2 separate regions of the Homo sapiens genome follow, and region 2 is linked to region 1. Evidence: chromatin contacts called from ENCODE Hi-C or POLR2A ChIA-PET data. All regions are on one chromosome and are shown on one strand. The core of a region is the stretch at or near the end of the contact, and the rest is flanking DNA. Distances in the headings are between cores, read along the strand shown.

The links. Hi-C counts contacts between places; a loop is a spot of excess contacts on that map. ChIA-PET counts read pairs that join two places held with the same protein, here RNA polymerase II (POLR2A). Pooled maps may share reads with other maps.
Region 2: a map of endothelial cell of umbilical vein shows a loop between it and region 1 (5-fold over the local background). The contact joins two enhancer-like sites. A Hi-C loop is called at or near these places in 16 of 168 maps with a recorded cell type or tissue (B cell, CD4-positive, alpha-beta memory T cell, K562 and 8 more), 2 of 37 single-sample maps with no recorded cell type and 14 of 50 pooled maps. POLR2A ChIA-PET finds 5 or more read pairs at or near these places in 20 of 52 experiments (A673, B cell, BJ and 14 more).

Annotation. Positions count from the first base shown.
Region 1 is chr20:47,566,414-47,569,869 of GRCh38, forward strand. All of the region lies in intron 1 of NCOA3 (nuclear receptor coactivator 3), which reads left to right. Among named protein-coding and RNA genes, the nearest start is that of NCOA3, 66 kb to the left of the region's middle. Within about 2 kb of position 1,743, at least 11 of the 41 ENCODE cell types and tissues checked have a DNase peak (open chromatin) inside an H3K27ac peak, as active enhancers do.
Region 2 is chr20:47,605,555-47,609,010 of GRCh38, forward strand. The region is part of intron 2 of NCOA3 (nuclear receptor coactivator 3); the gene reads left to right. Among named protein-coding and RNA genes, the nearest start is that of NCOA3, 110 kb to the left of the region's middle. Within about 2 kb of position 1,782, at least 2 of the 41 ENCODE cell types and tissues checked have a DNase peak (open chromatin) inside an H3K27ac peak, as active enhancers do.

The sequences.
Region 1 (3,456 bases), core at 493-2,992:
TTCCTTTTAGCTCTTGGATTAAATGTTGTATCTTAGGAGAGCCCTTCCCAGACCTGAAATTACTTTCTTCTCCCTCTTCTTCCCCCTTATCTATATCACCTTATTTATTTATTTTTGAGATAGGGTCTTGCTCTGTCTCCCAGGCTGGAGTGCAGTGGTGCCATTTCAGCTCACCGCACCCTCAACCTCCTGGGCTCAAGCGATCCTTTCACCTCAGCCTCCAGAATAGCTGGGACCACAGGCACGTGCTACCATGCCCAGCTAATTTTTGTATTTTTTGCAGAGACAGGTTTTGCCGTGTGCCCAGGCTGGTCTTGAAATCCTGAGCTCATGCAGTTAACCCACCTTGGCCACCCACAGTGTTGAGATTACAGGCATGAGCCACTGCGCCTAGCCCTAATGTGCTTTTTAAAGAGTAAGCATAGCTGGGTAGAGTGGCGTGTACCTGTAGTCCTGAGTACTTGGGAGACTGAGGCAGGAAGATTGCTTGAGCCCAGGAGTTGGAAGCCAGCCTGGGCAACATAGCAAGACTGTCAAAAAAGAAAAAGAAGAAATTTAAAAAAGTACTATTAGTACTAACAGTTTACATGGTATAGTACTATGTATGTATGTATGTATGTATGTATGTATGTATGTATGTATGTATGTATTTTGAGACGGAGTCTTGCTCTGTCACCAGGCTGGAGTGCAGTGATGTGATCTTAGCTCACTGCAACCTCTGCCTCCTGGGTTCAAGCGATTCTCCTGCCTCAGCCTCCCGAGTAGCTGGGACTACAGGTGTGCACCACCACACCCAGCTAATTTTTGTATTTTTAGTAGAGATGGAGTTTCGCCATGTTGGTCAGGATGGTCTTGATCTCTTGACCTTGTGATCCCCCCGCCTCGGCCTCCCAAAGTGCTAGGATTACAGGTGTGAGCCACTGCACTCGGTTGTACTTTGTTTTGTTTGATGTAACATAAAATATTTGAGTACTTTTCTTTCTTTCTTTTTTTTTTTTAAAGAGCTAGGATGTTATACTATTGGCCCAGGCTAGAGTGCAGTGCAGTGGTGCAATCACAGCTCACTCAACCTCGAACTCCTGGGCTCAAGTGATCCTCTCACCTCAACCTCCCAAGTAGTTGGGAGTAAAGGTTCATGTCATCACACCTGGCTAATTCTTTTCTTTCTTTTTTGAGACTGAGTTTCATTGTTGTTGCCCAGACTGGAGTGCAGTGGCATGATCTTGGCTCACTGCAACCTCTGCCTCCTGGGTTCAAGTGATTCTCTTGCCTCAGCCTCACAAGTAGCTGGGATTACAGGTACATGCTACCGTGCCCGGCCAATATTTTGTATTTTTAGTAGAGACGGGGTTTCACCATGTTGGCCAGGCTGGTCTCCAACTCCTGACCTCAGGTGATCCACCCACCTTGGCCTCCCAAAGTGCTGGGATTACAGGTGTGAGCCACCGTGCCAGGCCAATTATTTTACTTTCTTTTTGTAGAGATGGGGTCTTTCTGTGTTGCCCAGGCTGGTCTTGAACTCCTGTCCTCAAGTGTTCCTCCAGCCTCACAAAGGATTGGGATTACAGTCATGAGCCACCATACCTGGTGGCTTTTAAGTCTTTTGTTAAAAACAACTCTGGCAGAGCAAGAAGACATACAGGCCACTATTTTGTTTGCTTTTGTTTTATAGTCAGTATTTCCTTTCAAGTTCTATTTTTGGCACAGAAGCTGCATTGGTCCTGGAAGAAGACCAGGCAACAAGCTGCTGTGGCTCCAGTTGAGTTTACTTTCCTTGACAAGTGAGGAATGCATTGGGTACTTGAATAAAACCAGGGAGGAATGATGGCACTTCCGTTGTGCCAGACCGTGGCAAGAAGCTAGGCAGCTACTGTAAGTCTGTACTTTTTTTCTGTTATCTTTGGAATAGTTCACATGGTAGAAGAAAAAAAAATACAGGCATACCTCAGACCATTGTGATAAAATGAATATTGTGATAAAATGAGTCACTAATTTTTTGGTTTCCCAGTAGATAAAAAGTTATGTTTACACTCCATTCTGTTAAGTGTGCAGTAGCATTATGTCTAAAGAAACAATGTATATACCTTAATTAAAAAAATACTTTATTGTGGCCTGGTGGGTAGCTCCATCCCAGCACTTGGGGAAGCTAAGGCAGGTGGATCCCTTTAGCTCCATGAGACCAGCGTGGGCAACATGGCAAGATTCCATCTCTACCAAAACGATGTAAGAATTAACCAGGCGTGGTGGTGGTGTGTGCCGGTAATCCCAGCCATTTGGGAGGCTGAGGTGGGAGGATCACTTGAACCTGGGAGGCAGAAGCTGCAGTGAGCCAATATTGTGCCACCACACTCCAGCTTCGGTGACAGAGCCAGACTCTGTCTCAAAAAAAAAAAAATTATTGCTAAAAAATGCTGATTGATCATCTTAACATTTAGTAAGCTGTAAATCTTGCTGGGTGAAGGTCTTGCCTCAGTATTGATGGATGCTGACTGATCAGGGTGGTGGTTAATGAAGGCTGGGGTGGCTGGGACAAATTAAAACAGTTTTTTTTTTTTTTGAGGCAGAGTTTTGCTCTGTTGCCCAGGCTGGAGTGCAGGGTGTGATCACAGCTAACTATAACCTCTGCCTTCCGGGTTCAAGCAGTTCTTCTGCCACAGCCTCTCATGCTGAGGCAGGAGGATCACTTGAGCCCAGGAGTTCAAGACCAGGATCACTTGAGCCCACGAGTTTGAGACCAAGCTGGGCAACATAGCAAGACCCCATCTCTATAAAATATTACAAAAATTAGCTGGGCATGGTGGCATGCGCCTGTAGTCCCAGCTACTCGGGAGGCTGAGGTGGGAGGACTGCTTGGGCCTGGGAGGCAGATGTTGCAGTGAGCCAAGATTGTGCCTCTGCACTCCAGCCTGGGCAACAGAGCCAGACCCTATCTCCCCACCCCATACCGTCCCCCAATAAAAAATAAATAATTTTGTTTTTTTAAAGGCTGGATGCGGTGGCTCATGCCTGTAATCCCAGCACTTGGGGAGGCTGAGGTGGGTGAATCACCTGAGGTCAGGAATTTGAGACCAGCCTGGCTAACATGGTGAAACCCTGCCTGTCTCTATTAAAAATACAAAAATGAGCCAGACATGGTGGAGGCGCCTGTAATCCCAGCTACTTGGGAGGCTGAGGCACAAGAATTGCTTGAACTCGGGAGGCGGAGGTTGTAGCGAGCTGAGATTGTGCCACTGCACTCCAGCCTGGGTGACGGAGAGACCCTGTCTCAACAACAGCAACAACAAAAGTCAATCCTCTCAAAACCCTGCTGCTCATGGCTGGGCGCAGTGGCTCACGCCTGTAATCTCAGCACTTTGGGAGGCCGAGGAGGGCGGATCACAAGGTCAGGAGATCAAGACCATCCTGGCTAACACGGTGAAACCCCGTCTCTACTAAAAATACAAAAAATTAGCTGGA
Region 2 (3,456 bases), core at 532-3,031, 39 kb after region 1:
AGTTTTTTGTTTGGTTTCTACCTATGAGATTTTTTCGTTTTACCTGTGAGCCTTGCTTTTGGTTTTCTTATCTTGTGCATGATTTCATTTCCTGACTGCCTTTGCTTGTTTCTTGTCCTGGAGCTCAGTTGGGTTCATGGAGTTATTAATTTATTGCTTTATATTTCCCCTCTGTCATGGTCCACAAATATATTTGTCATGTTTGAGCGTAACTGTGTCTTTTGAAGTTAATACAAAATTCGTATTTTATCTGTCATTATTATATTTGGAGCAATGGGATAAGGTGGTGTTGATTGATAGCAGCATTTCTCTGTTATCCTTTCAGGAAGTCTCCATGTTCTTTTGATCTCACAACATGGCTTGTTTATATAGGCCTGCAGATAGTAGATACTAAAGCATCTGTTTATTTACTTACTTATCTGCTTACTTGCTTTATTTACTTACCACCACCCCTGACTAATTTTTTTGTATTTTGTAGAGACAGTGTCCTGCCACATTGCCCAGGCTGGTCTTGAACTTCTGGCAAGTGACCCTCTACTGTAGCCTCCCAAAGTATTGGGATTATAGGCATGAGCCACTGCTCCTGGCCCTAAAACATTTATTACATGAACGTGGGGTATCTTGGAGAAGCCAGACCCAGTTTCAGGCTCTCAGCCCCAACCTTAATCTAATATAGTGGCTCTCAACGTGTGGTGCGTGGACTCCCGGTAGTCTCTGAGAACCTTTTAAGGGTTCTACATGGTTAAGACTATTCTCATAATAATGCTAATGTGTTATTTGCTATTTTCATCCCGTTGGTGTTTGCACCGATGGTGGAAATGCGGTGATGCATAAAATTGCTGACACCTTACCATGAATTAAGGCAGTGGCGCCAGACTCCGCTCCTAGGTAGACATTGCATTCTTCACTGCCAGGAGCTCATAAAGAAAAAAAAAAATCAGTTTTCCACTGAGGATTGTCCATGATGAAGCAGCAACACTACACCTGGCCCTCATTCCCTTTTTTCCTTAAGTACCTTTCACTGTACCCTTAAGTACTGTCGTTTTAATGTTCTGTGTGATGAGAATGGAAAATGTGCACAAAGACTTCTGCCTGCCAAAGTATGATGGCTGTCTCCGGGAAAAGCACTTGCGCAGTTTGCGTTGTGAACTGAAGTACCCACTTTTTTCATGGAACACCATTTTTACTTGGATGAGTGACAAACCATGGCTATTGAGTCTTGGTTATTTGGAGACTGTCTTCAAATTGAGTGAGGTGAACCTGTCACTACAGGGAAAACATCTGACTGTATTGGTTGACAGTGATAAAATTTGAGCTTCAAGTGAAATTATAAGTAAGTAAACTTGAATCGGCCACCATGAGCATAACAGCCTTTTATTACTTTCCTGATGAGATGGGTGGTGACATTAATGAATGTGGGTTAAAAAAATTGTGTAATGAAATGTACCAGCATTTGAAAGATCTACTTTAACTCAGTGAACCAGTATTATCTAAATGACCCGGTGTTTGATTATACAGTGATGCATGGGTTAAAGATCTGTTCAGAGTGCAAGTTAGATCCAATGCATTTTAATGAGACAGCATGAAAATTCATTTATATGGTTTCAGATTCCACTTTGCAACTGTAGGAGACTAGAATATACCACCCTAAAATATGCCTGTTTGGTGTAAGGATTATTTTGAGAAGCAGACACAGGAGAAGTTCTGAAAACAGAGTAGAAGTTACCCTTTTGTAAGGGAAAATTTATATCTATAAAGGAAATCTCCCTTGTAAGGGTGTCTTCCTCATTACCAGGAAAAGGATGACTCAATCACTAGAAACTTACTAATGGAGAAGGCATAGACTTAAATCTGTATAACAAGCCTTACTGTTGTTTACCATGCTTTTCTTGGTCACCTCTCCATAACTATTGCTCCCTAGCCCCTGTGCCCTTCTTTATTTGTTTCAGCTGAAGATGATATTTAAGTCTGAATTCTAAGCCACCTCTTAGAAATGAAAAGATTTACTCATTTCTCTGGGTATCTCTCATGGATACATGAGATATATTTATTATATTTCTGATTTTCTCTTGTTAATTTGTCTTTTGTTAAGGGGTCTGACCCAACTTAGAACTCAGATAGGGTAGAGGAAAAATTATTTTTTTCTCTCCTATAAAACTCACCTTTAAGAAATTACCAGTTGTTTTAGTGTAATATCAAGAAATATCCATAATTATTTATAAAAGTTTATTAAAATAGTCCTTCCTTTTACAAGTACATGTCTTTGTGAGGCCAGATTTTCTTTATATCCTTAAATCAAGATAACATTGCACCGGATTGAATGCAGAAGTAAATAACTGTTTTCTATTAAGTCAGGTAATTATATGCAAATATATGTTTTTAATTATTTTATAATTCTCATTGTTTCAGAAGTTTTGTTTTTTGCAAAAATTGTTATTTATGTTAATATATGATGGGCTTTAAAAAGTGAATGAGGGCCAGGTATAGTGGCTCATGCCTGTAATCCCAGCACTTTAGGAGGCCAGGCAGGTATATCACCTGAGGTCAGGAGTTTGAGACTAGCCTGGCCAACATGGTGAAACCCTGTCTCTACTAAAAATACAAAAATTAGCCGGGCATGGTGGCGGGCACCTGTAATCCCAACTACTTGGGAGGCTGGGGCAGGAGAATCGCTCGAACTGGGGAGGTGGAGGTTGCAGTGAGTCAAGATTGCGGCATTGCACTCCAGCCCAGCCTGGGTGACAAGAGCAAAACTCCATCTCAAAAAACAAAACAAAACAAATAAACCAAAAAAGTGAATGAGTCCGGCTTGGTGGCTCATGCCTGTAATTCCAACACTTTGTGAGGCCGAGGTGGGAGAATTGCTTGAGCCTAGGAGTTGGAGACCAGCCTGGGAAACATAGCAAGACCTGGTCTGTACTAAAAATTAAAAAAATCAGCTGGGCATGGTGGCACATGCGTGTGGTTCCAGCTACTCGGGAGGCTGAGGTGGGAGGATCACTTCAGACCAGCAGATCGAGGCTACAGTGAGCCGTGATCACACCATTGCACTCCAGCCTGGGTGACAGAGCTGAGACCCTGTCTCCAAAAAAAAAAAAAAAAAAAAGGTGAATGTTTCTTAAGTTTTAATTTCTAATATGGTGAATACTGACATAACCCACATAGCAGAAGTTATTACAGGTTTCCAGTTTTTAAGAGGTAAAGGAATCCTGAGATCAAAAGGCTTGAAATCTAGTGAATTTGGTTGGAACTCTAGAAGCATTTGACTTAAACCTTTCACCTTGTTGTATTTGGTATCTTGTAGCACACCCAGTTCCTGCTACAGCTGCCTCTATTCTGTGCTGCTTAAATACGGAGGAGGTCTGAGCTAACCAATCTGAAGTTTGGCCAATTTCAGGGGCATTTAGTTGTTAACCTGAATCTACTTCTTTTATTAGTAAGAAACATATCTACTAT